Regions from separate parts of the Mus musculus genome. Here regions 1 and 2 are each linked to region 3. Evidence: chromatin loops called from intact Hi-C (ENCODE). Cell type or tissue: heart. All regions are shown on one strand. Region 1 has its middle 19 kb from the start of Mir7671. Region 2 overlaps Rapgef6 (Rap guanine nucleotide exchange factor (GEF) 6). Region 3 holds the start of LOC115487722 (a long non-coding RNA gene).

What was found. A loop is a pair of places that touch in the nucleus more often than their neighbours do. Peaks named below come from ENCODE experiments on the same cell type or tissue, not always from the same donor. Only the 100,000 strongest peaks of a DNase experiment are listed, where the experiment ranks them.
Region 1: it touches region 3 in a loop (7-fold over the local background); 8 of 42 quality-filtered maps call a loop at or near these places.
Region 2: it touches region 3 in a loop (10-fold over the local background); 3 of 42 quality-filtered maps call a loop at or near these places.

What each region holds. Positions count from the first base shown.
Region 1 is chr11:53,742,653-53,747,652 of GRCm38, forward strand. No RefSeq gene overlaps it. Among named protein-coding and RNA genes, the nearest start is that of Mir7671, 19 kb to the right of the region's middle. In heart, a CTCF peak has its summit at 2,824 (motif pointing right); no DNase peak of the experiment used is centred here; H3K27me3 peaks cover 222 bases.
Region 2 is chr11:54,532,323-54,537,322 of GRCm38, forward strand. The region is part of intron 1 of Rapgef6 (Rap guanine nucleotide exchange factor (GEF) 6); the gene reads left to right. Among named protein-coding and RNA genes, the nearest start is that of Rapgef6, 12 kb to the left of the region's middle. In heart, a CTCF peak has its summit at 2,808 (motif pointing left); a DNase peak (open chromatin) is centred at 2,799.
Region 3 is chr11:54,262,110-54,267,109 of GRCm38, forward strand. It overlaps Il3 (interleukin 3), which reads right to left. Exons shown (of 5, transcript NM_010556.4): 1 at 4,977-5,000; 2 at 4,839-4,880; 3 at 3,750-3,845; 4 at 3,573-3,614; 5 at 2,976-3,450. The coding sequence ends at 3,295. It overlaps LOC115487722 (a long non-coding RNA gene), which reads left to right and starts at 1,505. Exons shown (of 3, transcript XR_003949552.1): 1 at 1,505-1,561. In heart, CTCF peaks have their summits at 1,478 and 2,646; no DNase peak of the experiment used is centred here.

The sequences.
Region 1 (5,000 bases), 520 kb before region 3:
AATTCTACCAGCTGCTTTTAGCAGTCTATCCACAAATTCCTGAGGCGGTTCATCGGGACCTGGTTCATCGGGACCTTGTTCGATCCCAGATAAACTCCCACTGAGAGCTCCTTTCCAATCTTGGGGGGTTAAATTTGCTTCTACCACTGTATCCAATAAAGCTTGTATAAAAGGGGTAGCAGGTCGGTACTATGCTATAGCTGTTTTAAACTCTTTTATTACTCTTGCAATCATCTTCACTTGCTTAATTTTTTCTTAATTACAAGTATGGGTGAGTTAAAAATCATGAGCTTGTAATTGAATTGTAAACTGCAACTAATGGAACATTGGCAGTTTAACTATATTTTTAAGTTTCTTTTTCAACATAGAGCATACCCATAATTTTGGAAAACAAAGCCCAGTTTTAAACAATCTTTTCTCTCTAAAATCAATACCAAGAGCATTACTTTCACGATACAAACTTTGGCTGCCAGTTTTTATATATGAGTGCATGACAGTGCAGCTTTTAATACCTCATTAAAGAGACATTGTTTTAAATCCTATCCTTCATAAGTCTAGTTTCTAGGATAAGAAATACATAAAATATTATCCCAATTTAGAAGTATCTTTAGAGACATATTTTCCTGGGTTGGCTCATGCCACGTGTTATTTAGAATGACTCCAACCCTGAGTTACCAGTTTTAAGCCAACTTTCTATTACCAAAGTTACAAAATTTTAATCATACCAAATAACTTATAAGCCAATACTCTATAACCAAGACATGTATAACATATTTATACTTTTAAAACCAGTCAGAAACAAAAATGAAGTGGCCACACACATCTTATATATTTAGACTAAACAAAATTTTCTTACTTTTTCTAGCTGTAATTTCAAGAGAGGAGTGCCTTGCTACTTTTTGAACCCAATTACAGAGTTTTTTTGCAGGGTAACTTCTCAGTTTCTGCAGTGCAAATTGAGTGCCTTTTAAACAAGTTAAACTAAAGCAAGGAGGGGGGGGGGGTACGAGGGACAGCCAGCAGATAAGTTTATCCATTTTTTCTTTTGAACATGAAGCACAGAACACCAACCATTCAAACAAAAGACAAAACCAGGCATAAATGGACAGACATGGACAGATTAGCGCACCAAGGACAGACAATAGACAGAGAGGGAAGAGAACTTGATGTCCCAAAGGGACCCAAATACCCTACTTAAGAGATCCAGAGCCAGAACTAAGGATATCTCCAGTAGGAGCCAGAGAAGAAGCAGGACATCTCTCCCTCCTTCCTCCTGTCCCTAGGAGAGCTCTGAAAGAGCTTTTACCATCCCTACTTCTGGAAACTATGGACACCACAAATCTACTTGAGCTAAGAAGTTTTCTAACATCTGTTTTTTAAACCCTGCTCCTCTTGCCTGAAGCAGCTCTTTTAGGCTGAGAACAAATGCCTGTTTAGAATTCCCCTGTCCCATTGCCATTGCGCTGTCACTCCAAGGTGAAGTCAGCGTCCGGTCAACACCTCTTCAACCTAGCCTTATCCCCTCAAATGCACCGCCTGCAACAACAGCCTCCAAAAAATAAAGTTTATGATTAGCACTCGCATTCATGCTGTTCTTTGCTTACCATGCAGGATACTGTTACTTTTCTTCTGTTTTCTGTGGAGCTCCACACAAGGTAGCGTGTGGGACTGTGAAAGGCAGCCTGTGTTCTAGTTGAGCAAAGCTTACGCTGGAGACCCAGTAGAAAACTCTACAAGGGACAGAACAGTGAGCCACATTCCCAGACATAGATGCCTGACACCATGGAGCCCCCAACTTCATAATCCTGTGACTATCAGTCATGCAGACAAAGTCCCAAGCTCCCGGCATTCTGGCTAGACTCCACCCTCACAGTTACCTGACAATAGCCAGGTATGCTCCTCCCCACAGCTACCCTGCAACTGCAAGATAGTCCAGCCCACTATAAAAGGGGCTGCTTGGCCCCTCCTCGCTCCCTTAAGCTCTCACCTCTTTTATTCTCATCTCTAGCTCTCTTTCTTCTCCTCCCTTCCCTGCTTTCTCTGCGTGGCCATGGCCAGCCTCTCTCTTTCTCCCTTCTCTCTTTCCCCCTGCCTTTCTACAAAAAGCTCTAAAATCACAGACTGACTCTGCTCATCAAGACCCGCTGTGCTTGAATGATGGAATAGGCTTTATCCTAAAGAGCCATGTCTAATCTCCCTCCAGAAGGCCTTTCTGCGCTCCAGCCATGGACCAAACTAAGGGCTCTCACCCATGTGGGAACCACCCAGCACTCCATCTCCCCCTGCCCTCTTTTCCCTTCAGCCCTGGGGCCCTCACTTTGTTCTCAGCTCTTCTGAAACATACAGCAACATCTGGGATGTCTGAGACTGAGAACCTGTTGTCTCTGGACTTCCATGAGGCCCAAAATATTGTCTCAAAATATTAGGTGTTGGGTCAGAGGAATGACTCAGCTGATAGAGAAGATGCTTGCTGCCAAGTACAATTCCCTGGATCCATCTGCAGAAGAGGAAAATCAATTCTAGTAAGTTGTTCTCTGACCTACACACACACATACACACACACACACACACACACACACACTCACGGGCAAATAAATATGTTGTTATTTTGTTCTTCAAGATCAGGTTTCTTTGTGTAGCCCTGGCTGTCCTGGAACTCACTCTGTAGACCAGGATGCTCTCAAACTCAGAGATCTGCCTGCCCCAGCCTCTCAAGTGCTAAAATTAAAGACATGTGCCACCACCACCTGGTGCTTTTTTTTTTTTTAAGAAAATAAATAAGTTTTTCAAAAGAAAAACTTTATCTGCATTCACGCTTGCATGCCAGAAGAGGGCATCAGATCACATTATAGATGATTGTGACCTGCCATGTAGTTACTGGGAATTGAACTCAGGACCTCTGAAAGAGCAGGACCTTTTAACTGCTGAGCCATCTCTCCAACCCGTGGAAGTAAATATAATTTTAAAAATTAAAAAAATAAGGCAGAGTGATTAAGGAATATGTTTTAACATCTAGTATCTGCACCTGTGTGTATATCTATTTGAACACACACACACACGCACACGCACACGCACACACACACACACACACACACACACACACACACTGACAAGCCAGGCCAGGCATGATATTGCACACCCCTGTAATTCCAGCACTGGGAAAGAAAGGCAGTTGGATATGTGTGTCAGCCTGGTCTACAGACTGACATTAAGGCCAGCCAGTGCTACACAGAAATACTGTCTCAAAAGCACTTTTTAAAATAAAGAATTTACCAGGAAATGGTGACACATGCCTTTAATCCCAGCACTCGGGAGGCAGAGGCAGGCAGATTTCTGAGTTCGAGGCCAGCCTGGTCTATAGAGTGAGTTCCAGGACAGCCAGGGCTACAGAGAGAAACTCCGTCTCAAAACAAAAAAACAAAAAACAAAACAAAAACCGAAAAACCAAATAAAATAAAATAATTTGTGTATACCACTCATAAAGGTACCTATCAGCTGGGATTTTCTCTGTTCTACTCCTCCTGAGTGCTGAGTACCTCCTGTTTTGTTTGTCTTCTGGGGAGTCATTTATTCACTTGTGTTAGATGTTGTTACCGCTCTATTTTCTTTACCCTGCCTACACTGGCATTATTTGAACACTTTTGGCGTCCTATTTAAATAAACACATGAACTGTATTTTATCTGTATCAACTGTATATTTCGTTTGTTTCCTTTTGGTAGTTGCTCTGGGACAACATATACTTACATTATAGAATATTGTTGTTGTCCTTGGCTGTGGAAGGTAAGACCCTACTACTGAAGACATCACATACTTTGAACACAAGGCTCAGAGTCTCAGAGGTAGATATTATCTAAAAGCCTGAGGACTAGCTTCCATAGTACCAGAAGGCACCATACAAACTTGCAACATTCCTACCCAGCTGTGATGAGTATTGATCACAATAACAGCTAGCACAGCACGGTATCCCTCAGTGTGCAGTGGTGGCACACATACCTTGTCTGTAACCAACTGCTCTCCAAACGGACTTCAGGCTTGATGCTAACAAGGGGGAAACCACGACCATACTGGAAACCTAGCCAACTTCCCTGGGCTAGTGAGGTCATGGATCCTGGAAAGGAACCCACAACCACCACTTTACTAAACCAACATAACTCCTAACTACATTCTAAATATTTATCCTTATGCCCACAGGTAAGTGTAGTCCTCACCCCTCGTCAAGGAAGCCTCTCTTTGCAGTAGGTGGAGACCATTACAGAAAACCACAACCAATCAAAATGCAGAGTTGAGGAGCACCAGTCTCAGCTGCCACATCTATAACACAACTGCTCACCCAAGGCTTGGGGATCACCATGGAAAATGGGGAGGAAAGACTATAAGAGCCAGAGAACAGGGGGTTTGCTGTTAGATTGTGTCCTAGAAATGCCAGAGATTCTGCACACATGAGGTCTCACCAACATGGCTACCTAAACATGGCCTGAATAGGAAGATCCCACACAGACATGCTAACATGGAAGGGAGAAAGCTTATGAGGCTTCAACCCTAGACAAAGAACTCCAGGGGACTTAGGAATGCCAAGGTCAGTCCTGAAAACATGTACATACATGTACATACAAATGTATGTAAGGAGGGGCCTAGAGAGATGGCTCAGCCATTAAGAGCACTGTCTGCTCTTCCAGATGACCTGAATTCAATTCCCAGCAGTCACATTACAGATGGTGGCTCACAAACCATCTGTAATGAGACCCAATCTGGTCTCTCTGAAGAGAGTCACAGTGTACTCACATACATAAAATAAATAAATAAATCTTAAATAAAAAAAAAAAAAAGAACAAAACAAAGAACATTAAAGAACATTATATGGACTAAACAGGTTGGCTTTATATATTGGAAATACACAAACACACCACAAACATGCACACACAAATGTAACCACAATTAAAGAAAAAGAGGCCATGAATTTTACAAGAAAGTTGGGATGTTGCCTGGAATGGGTTGGGGG
Region 2 (5,000 bases), 270 kb after region 3:
ACATATGTGGCAGAAGATAGCCTTGTTGGACATCAGTGGGAGGAAAGGCTCTCTGGCCTGAGGATGTTCAATGCCCAGGGTAGAGGAATGCCAGGGTGGGAGGATGGGAGCGGATGGGTGGAAGAGCACCCTCACAGAGGCATGGGGAGGAGTGATGGAATAATGGGTTTCCAAAGGGGAGACCTGGAAAGGGGAAAACATTTGAAATGTAAATAAAGAAAATATCCAAGAAAAAAAGGAAATAACTGCAGGAAAAAAATTCTTGCTCAAGCTATATGACTTAACAGGGTCTTTTTTAGCACTGACTTTAGTTAGAATAATAAACAAAGGTAGCTTCTTAACTTTGGACTTTCTGTTGTTGTTGTTCTTGTATTGATACCTATATTGATGCTTCCTCTACTAATTAGTGCTTTTAACTCTTTTATTGCTTTAAGACAGTGTCTTAACATAACCCATGGTGGCCTTAATCTGGTGTCTTCCTGCTTCAATCTCCTGAGTTCTGAAATCACTAATATACCATGTCTGGCTATAATAAATAAATGACATTCATTTAATAACATCTTATACAGTAAAGTTGACTCTTTGTATATTAGTTACTTTTCTCACTGACAAAATACATATCAAAAGCAACATAAGGAAGAATTATTCTGGCTCACAGTTTGAGGAACAGAGAGAACATGATGGCAGGGAGGCATGGCAACAGGAGCTTTGGCAGCTGGTCACACTGCACCTCCAGTCTGAATGCAGACAGGTGCTTGCTGGTGCTCAGCGGACTTTCTCTTTTCTTGTCAGTCCAGGACACAGCCCATAAGGTTGATTGTGCATCCATATTAACTTTCTAGAACACCATCATTAGACAAGGCCTAGGGTGTATTACTACTTTCTAAATCCTGTCAAGTTGACAATTAAGATTGGCCATTACACTGTGTACCTACAAGTGTAATTTTGGAAGGCCATACAACTGCAGATTGGGAATGTTTTCAGAAGGGATGTGGGCTGTATTTCCATGGTATAATGTTTGCCTGTAATGTGTGAGTTTTTGGAGTTTGATCCCTCACCAATGCAAAAGTAAAAGAAAAAAGTATTGTAGATGAGATTGTGTCTATACTGAACACAGACTTTTTTCCTTTGTCATTCTTTAATACCATATCACAACATTTTACCTAACAACTTCAGAACTGGTGGTTTGATTAAGAATGGCCCCCATAGGCTCCTAGAGTGGAATGCTTGGTCACCAAGGAATGACATTATTAAAAGGTATGACCTTAAAGAAGTGTGTTACTGAGGGTGGACTTTGAGGTTTCAAAAGCTCAAGCTCTCTCTCTTTCTCTCTCTCTCTCTCTCTCTCTCTCTCTCTCTCTCTCTCTCTCTCCTGATTTAGACATGCTAATAAATGGACTAAACCTCTGAAACTGTAAGCCAGCCCCAATTAAATGGTTTTCTTTATAAGAGTTGCCATGGTCCTTGTGTCTCATCACATCAGTAGGGCAAATACTTTCTCATCACTGCCTTAGTTTTTCAAGGTAAAACTAAGACCACCAGAGACCATTACACAGAAACTCTTAAAACTGAAAAGAAATTCTTTATTGCTGGCCTGCAGCTGCATTGGGAACTTGCCTACATCATGCAGCCCCAAGCCTTTCTCTTTATGCACCAAAAACATATCCTGGTTGTCATAGTTCAGATAGCAGGAAGCAGAACTACAGAAGCCAGAAAGCAAGGTTAGTACATTTCGAGACTTCCTGGAACTGTAGACTAGGTCTTTGATGGGTTACATCTATGTTCCTGTTTTGGCACACTTTGAGGCCTACATGTTATGATTTACAGTCAGAACGTTGCTTCTAGCATAGTGTCTGTGTTTCTAAGGTCTGGGGGCCTGTTACATTAGCTATATCTCAGAGGTTCTGATAAATTGTGCTTTGATTTTCATTTGAATCTAGGTATTTTTACATTTCCTCCTTGAGTTCTTCATTGGTCATTCATAATTGCTCAGACCCATTACCATTCAGAGAGAAGAAGACAAACTACTATTAGCAGCAAACTGCAACAGACTCTACACAGTAAATACACTTGACAATGGATTGAAGCCCACTGATGTCATCTGTTAATTATCACAGGACATAAAATGACAAGGTTGCATATAATGTGCTTTGAAGTTAAAATCATTTAAGGTCCAGCACTGGGGAGGCAGAGGCAGGTGGATTTCTGAGTTCGAGGCCAGCCTGGTCTGCAAAGTGAGTTCCAGGACAGCCAGGGCTATACAGAGAAACCCTGTCTCCAAAAACCAAAAAAAAAAAAAAAAAAAAAAAATCGTTTAAGGGGTTAGTGTGGATATAGTAAGTGGATGAAATAAATGAAGGGGAAAGGCAGGAAAAGGGAGAAATACATTAAAAGAAAGGAAAAAGAAGCAATAGAGAAGTATAGAAGAGAAGAGAAAAGAACAAGAAATTAGAAAAAAATTAAATGAAAAATAAAGATTTCCCAATAATGAGAAAATTCAAAAGCGAAATTAGGTAAATGCAAGAAGGGGACTAAAAAAGATAAGATCATCTAAAATAGCTTAAAGTGCTATTTAAAAATAGTGTGGGAACGAGGAGGATACATGGCAGAATGATATAAGAGAAAAGAGAAATATATTGTTCAATAAATTTCTGTGCGTGAGGGCTGGAGGGGGTCAGTTAAACTGGGTTTCTGTCTTTCCTAGAGCTTATGCTGTTGCTGTGTTTCTTAGGTAAACTTGCGGTGTCTAGCACTGCTGTCTTCATTGATAATTTTCCTTGTCTGAACACCAGCGGCCTCTGCTGGCCATACTTAAATTGCACCCTGTGGCAGGTTCTCTCCCCTGGCAGAAGTTCTGTTGGGAATGTTTCTCTCGGGTACCTCAAAAGTGTGAGAAAAAGTCAAAGCACATGGGAAGGACATGTCTCCGTACTTTAAAGATCTCCTGGTTTTCAATCACTCTGCTAGATTGATATGTCAGTGGTTCTTTAGTACACCACAGAACCTCCAACGTTCTCAGGCTCTTTTGGAAGTGTTGATGGCTCCAGAGGTTGATGAGCTACTGATCTCAGGCTATCAAACTCCAGAATCATTTCAATAAATGAACTATTGATAAGAGACTATCATCCTTATGTACTTGCCTGCTTGGATGAGTCCCCCCAATTCCCTGTGCCCTTCAGCTTGCCAGCCTTTATCTAGCTCACTGTTCTCTATAGCTGTTTTCCTGGGCCTTCCTTCATCCTATGTCTTTGGCAGGCCTGATTGCAGTTTCCAGACCTCTGGTTCCCCACTCAGCTTAACAATAGGTTCCATCTCAAGATGGTATCTGGCTCTGCCATTGGGGTCTAATGTAAAGTGATGAAGTGGAACTTCAGTTTATATTGATTTTTCCACCAAAGGAATTTGTTTCTCACCAGAACCTCCCAACAGGATTTGAAGCTTATCAAGGCTTTGTACTTTTCTTGACTTGCTTGGCTTATCTTTTGCCCTTGCTTCTCCCATTCCCCGCCTGGGCACAGATGCTATGCTTGCCTACTCTTTTTGGTTAATCACATGTGGGTTTTTTTTGGCATTTTCAGATATTCTTTCACTCCCTTTGTGGATTTCCAAAACTCTTTCATGTCTTTTTCTGTTTGGGATAGTCTTGTCTTCTGACTTATTCCATCTGGTCAAATACCTCTTGCAAGTTCAGGGTGGTAGTGGGGGGGGGGTTGTGTAAAGTGTCAAAGGTCATTGGTATTTTGATACAGATTACATTACATTGAGTCACTAAATTACTTTGGGAGGCAGAAACATTTTAAACAGTTATATGGAATTTTTCTACTTTGTAGATGTGCTTGTGTACATAAATGTATGAATACATAACATGTTCATATGTTCGTGCATTTCGTATGCATGCATTCCTCAGTAGTATTTTATTTATTTGGGTGCACATATATTTAGGAAAGTTACTTTCTCTGCTGAATTAATCCCTTATCATAATACAGTGATATTTCTTGTCTCTTTTTACTCTTGACCTTTGTTTTTTTGTTTTTGTTTTTCTTTTGGATTCCATTTTAATGATAGAAGTATTCCATTCCTTTACTTTGCATCTGTATGTGTCCTTAGAGTTGACCTGGATTTCTGATAAGCATATAGAGTAGTTTTTCTATTTAATCATTCTTTGTGTGTTTGGGAATTGTTTATTTGCCTATAATACTGAGGATTGAGCCTGAAGCCTAGTACATGCTAGGAAAACAGTATTATACCCCGAGACTGTTTAGCTGGGGACCTTAACTCACTCAGATTCAAAGTAATCCTGGAAAGGTATGCTGTTACCATAATCATTTTGTAATGCATTCTCTAGTTTTGTTGTTGCTCCTATTTTTTTTCTTTCTCCCTTTCTTGTAGTCTTTCTTGATGGTTTAGTGCTTTACTTACTATTTGGCTCGAGTAGTGTGGCTTGATTCTTTATTACTTTTGGTTTGTATATTATAGATTTTTTTCCTTATGGTTTCTGTGATGCATACAAACATCTTTTAGTTTTAACTATTTTTAAATTGTAGCACTTCAACATGATCATAAAGGTACGAACAAACCAAAGGAACAAGAACAGTTGTTTTAATCTAGACAGGGGTAGGGCCATGATAATATATATAGTTTATGCACCATTTTTAGCAATATTAGAGCATCTGGATATGTCTGTGTAAGGACTCTCACTAGTCAGCTTTGTACTTTTTCCATGTTCTCTTATTTGTCAATCTCTTGTGGTTTGAAGACCTTCCCTTTACCATTCAAGATGTATCTGATGGGACAATATCCTCCTCTTGCTTTTGTTTGTCTGGGAATGATGTTATCTCCTCAATTACGTACAATATTCTTTTTAAAAAACATTTATGTGTATGTGTGTGTATATTTTTTTTTTCCTTTGAGTGTGTAGGGGAAGGCAAACGATGTGTGCCGCTGTGCACATGTGGAGTCAGAAGAGTGCTTGGAAGAGTTGGTTTTCTCTTTCCATCTTG
Region 3 (5,000 bases):
AGGTCTTAAGAGAGGTAAGAGCTTTTGTGATCTTTCTGTTATGTCTTATGCATCTGTTAAGGTAGATTTGTCCTTTTCTTTTTATGGTCCCCTGCTTTCCCCTACTCCTCGTTTGCTTGTTTTATTTTATGTGAGTCGTCTACACCTGCTGTTAGTAAGGTGGGGGGCAACTGCAGTAACATATGAGATTTAACAGCTGTCCTGCCATTGGCTTTGCAGAAGATATCTGTGTACTTTGGGGTTGTCTCTGATAAGGTTTAGACACAACATGTTTGTGTCTGGGGAAAGTGTAGTTTATCGTTTCTGTTAGAGCTAAGGATATCAGTATGTAACTGGTGAAATAGAAGCATGGAAGAAATGGAGAAGGAGGAGGTAACAGTTAAGGATGAAAAGAGAAAAGGCACAGGTGTGAAGTCCAAGAAGAAACTACTGCAGAAGTAAGAACTGTGGGCCTATCAGTCTCCACATGTAGGGAGGGGGCTACTAGTCTCAGTAATTCAAACAAGCTAAGTCAGTGTCCTTCCCAAAGAGAAACATCTCTACCACTAAAGATCACTCTGCCAGAATTCCCTGCTCTGGGGCCTGCTGCTGCAGGCTACAACTTTGCCTCTGGTGTCTTAAAGATTGGGTTTTGGGTGGCAGACTCTGGAAGTGTATGAGGCCCACACACATGAGCTTACCTTTGTGCGCCATCAGGGCACCGTAACAGCTCCCACAGCATACTCTCACAGTTCAAGGTGGCTCACCAGGCAGTGTCTTCTCTGGCAATATCTCCTGGTCTTCAGCCTTGGGTCTCTGGGTTGCACCAGCCAAAATCTGTGCATGCCTTATCCAGCCTTTGGCTGCATTTCCAGAGCCTGGACCCCTCTTTCCAGCTCCCGAGGTGTCCACCTATACTTAATTTGCAGTTGACCAGCAGGAGCAGAGTTGTGGCTGATACCAGTGGCTTGGCTCCTTTGTGGAGAAACTCCCACCTCGGCTTATTTCTGTTTTCTTTAAACATATTTCCTTTTCTATATGAATAGAGCTATTGTGCTTTTAACCTAGTTTTCATCTATGCACGAACTTCAGCTTCTAATCTACCACCTTGCCCAGAATGTTCTGGAATTTCTTTTTAAACATTGAACAATTGGTTCCATGAGTCAGTATGGTGGTCTCAGCTCACCACTGACACTGGGTCTTGTTACTATGTGGACTCGTTACTGGGGAAGCACGGCTGGACGGGGCAGCAGGTAGCAGGACCCTAGAGGGAGGCGAGGCTGAGGATGAGCTATGACTCTGCATGGGGCATGAAATAAAGCACAGATGCTGTTTCAGCTAGGATGGAATAGGACCAGGCACAAAAGTTCATGAGTGAAGGCAAGTGGGTGAAGTGGATACCCAGGAGAATTGGGGAATCTAGTCTAGAATCCAAGTTAACTGAACATATTAGACCCATCTTCCCCCACAGCACCTAAGTGAACCCTAAGACTAGGGGCATTTTCTTCCTCTAGTGGTCATTTCACGAACTGCAGAAACAAACCTCTGACTTCTCAGCCCTGTGAGCATCCCAAGCATTCAGGTGAGTGAGGCTGGGGAAGAAGAGGAGTGGGGGCAGGGAGAGGAGAGGTTTATTTCTTTGGGAATTTAAAAGTCTATTTGGGAGAGGTACATAGAAGAATGCATTTCTGAGCTAGTGGCAGATAAACTGCCCACTTCCTCCTACATCTTCAACAACTGGGCTGTTCCTCACTGGGAGCCTAAAGAGATAAAGATAGAAAAGAAAAATAAAGGGAAATGAGCCCCAGGATCTGATGTCAGTACCCAAAGCTGCCTTATGGGGCTCTTGAGGAATCAGGGAGGATACTATTCCCTAGTGTGGTGACAGAAAAAGAAGGCTCATTTGGCCCCTTGTCCCAGCTGGCTCCAAGGCTAGAGGATTCACCAGGCACCACCGGGCAGGGTTCAGGGAGCCGGGCTGGGAGGCACACAGTACCAGAGTCTGATGGTAGACTGAATTCCCACATTGGTGGTATCCCAGACCCCACCATTCAGGCTGTTTTCTGCAACCAAGACACCATATGGTTGTCCTTCTTGTGGTCCCCTCCCTATCCTTCCCTTTTAGAGGAAAGCCCTGTCATGGGTCATCTTGGACAATCCAGAACCAGACAGTAGGAACCCTACAGTGGGACTGAGCTGAAGGTGGCTGAAAGTTTAGGTAGAAAGAAAGGGAGGGGGAAGGTCTGGAAAGCCACAGCACTTTTGTTTGCTGGAGCTCCCACAGCGTTGATAACCGTGAGGAAACACAAGCAAAAGGTGAGGGCGCGTCCCATATGACAGCCTTAGGATACAGGCAAGCCCATAGGTAAGTCCTCTAACGATTTAAGGTTAAGGCTCAAAGACGCCTTTTTAAAGCTCAATCCGGCTCAATAAGTCATGAATCCCAAGGTCAGTCTGGAGTCAGGCACGAGGTAGGGAGAATAAATCAACCAAGAGAAGCCAGAAGCCTAGGCAGACATGGAAACTTCTGGAAAAAGTGAGATTTCTTTGTCTGAGTAACCTGCACCCTCAGAGAGTCCTGCCAGTTAGTTGGGAGCTCAGATGATGGTGGTAGTGGATAGATTTCCACTACAGGAAGTGTTAGGGACACTGCTGCAGTTCTAAGTATGACCACTAGGGGAGGCATTCTAATGGATTTCAGCATGTTCTCAGGCGCCAAGCCTGAATGAAGTCCTAGAGGGGGGCACTAGTTAGAAGCTGCATTTACTTGGTCTAACTTTGCCAAACTGGACTTCTGTAGTCCCATAAAACAGAGATCACACATTCTGGTTTGGAGTGAAGAGTAGATTAAATAGTAAAGGTTAAATGTCCAGACCAAGATCTGATACATGTTGCATGCTGTGTAGCCGCATGTGATGTCCGGACAAGTATCCTCTAGGACTGTTACAGAGATCAATCCAAACTCCTCAAGAAACTGGACGAAACCAAACCCATTTGTTCAAAGTTATTTATTTCCACAAGGGACAAATGAACATGGCCCCAGTCTTCCTTGGAATTTTCTTTGGAGAAACTCCTCCTCAGCTAAAACAGATATACTCACATCACAGAAGGCAATAAATAAATAAATACATAAATACATAAATAAATAGCCTTAATGGAATAAAATAGGAACATAATTAGGTAAAGCCAAAGGAGAGTTGTAAATTTCAGAAAGTAGATAAATTGATAAGACATTTGATGGCATAAAGGAATGTAAAATCCTTTTGACCATGGGCCATGAGGAACATTCAGACTTTAGGTGCTCTGCCTGCTGTTTTAACATTCCACGGTTCCACGGTTAGGAGAGACGGAGCCAGATGCGGGCTGAGGTGGTCTAGAGGTTAGCACTGTCTCCAGATCGTTAAGGTGGACCATGTAGAATCTCAGTTTCTTCCGAAAGTCATCCAGATCTCGAATGAAGACCCCTGGCAGCTGTGAGGAACCAGAAAAGAAGGCATTAGATGTGAACATGTTGCTGCGGGCCACAGCAAACTATAAGTCTGGTCATGGGCAAGGGCACAGCCTGCTAAACACGTGGGGGAAGGGCAGCTTACCGCAGAGTCATTCGCAGATGTAGGCAGGCAACAGTTAAGTTTCTGTGGAGAGACACCAAGGCATAGTCAGATCCCTCCTAAAGTGGAGAAGGCCCTACTTTCCTCTCCAAAAATGCTGGGAAAGGTAAAGGCACGGAGCCCCACCCCCCACCCCCAACCCTCTGCAGCTCCACACACCTGAAGATTGGACTTGATAACGTATCTGTCCTCAGGATCCACTTCTCCTTGGCTTTCCACGAATTTGGACAGGTTTACTCTCCGAAAGCTCTTATTCTAAGAGGGCAAGAAATCTTTATGTAAGGCCCAGGGATGTGAGAGCTGGGAGGTGAGAACTGGAAATGAAAGAGCTTGGGAGTTGAGAGCCAGGGAGATGAGATCCAGAGAGGTGAGAGCCAGGGAGGTGAGAACTGGAAAGGAAAGAGCTGGGGAGGTGAGAGTTGGGAAGTGAGAGCTGGAGAGATCAGAGCTAGGGAAGTGTGCCTGCTATTTGAGATTTCTTTGAACAGCCTTATTCCTGTCCCTTCATTATCCTGGGGCTAAAAGCTAGTGTATATCTCAGACAAGGGCCTGTTTCTCCCAAGCACCAGGTCTTAACTCCTGGCAGCCTGTGAGCTGTGTGAAGGATCTAAGCAGATTTGTCTGTACTTGAGGAAAACACATCCCTCCAGAAAAGCTCTAGAAAAGGCAGAAGGTTGGCCAAGGAAAATACCAAGATGCCAAAAACCCAGGCCAATGCTTTAATTTAATTAAGAATTTCTCGATACCTAGAAGAAAATCCTATAGGCTCCAACATGTTCCTAGGGAGGGGAAATATAGACATTCAGCACTCTTGCAAAGAACTTCATGTTAGGTCCAAACAAATAAAAACAAGACATAACTATTGTATCAAACTAGGAAAATAACTACAAATAGTAATGTCTGGGGCTGGCGGAAGTAGAAAACACAAACTTCAGTTTTGGAGGAGGAAGAAAAGCAAAAGACACAAAAGTCACAGAGGGCAATGGCATCCCCACTGAAAGTGGAGCCAGAGGCCTGCAGCAGGCAGGGTTCACCCACAGCTGTCTTCATTGTATATCCTAAAAGGTAACTTTCATTATTGCAGCTGACTGAGGTATATACTGAGGCTTGAGAGTCATCTGATGATTTCCTTAATAACCCCACTGAGATAGATGCAAAAATGGAAGCAAGGCATCGTGGAGTGATGGCTGAAGTCACCCAGGCAGGAGATAGATGGAACCCAAGAATATCCCAAAGCAGGGCTCTTACCCTCAGAGAGGGTCCTTCATCATCAGTTTTGAGTTCAGGTTCCTGTGAGGACATAGAAAGAAAGAATCATGAGGCTCACTGGCTTGAGGCACCTGTTGGAGCCGGCCTGCACCAGGCCAACCTCAGCCAGTTACTCACTGGGAGCTTCCCTATAATCTCCTT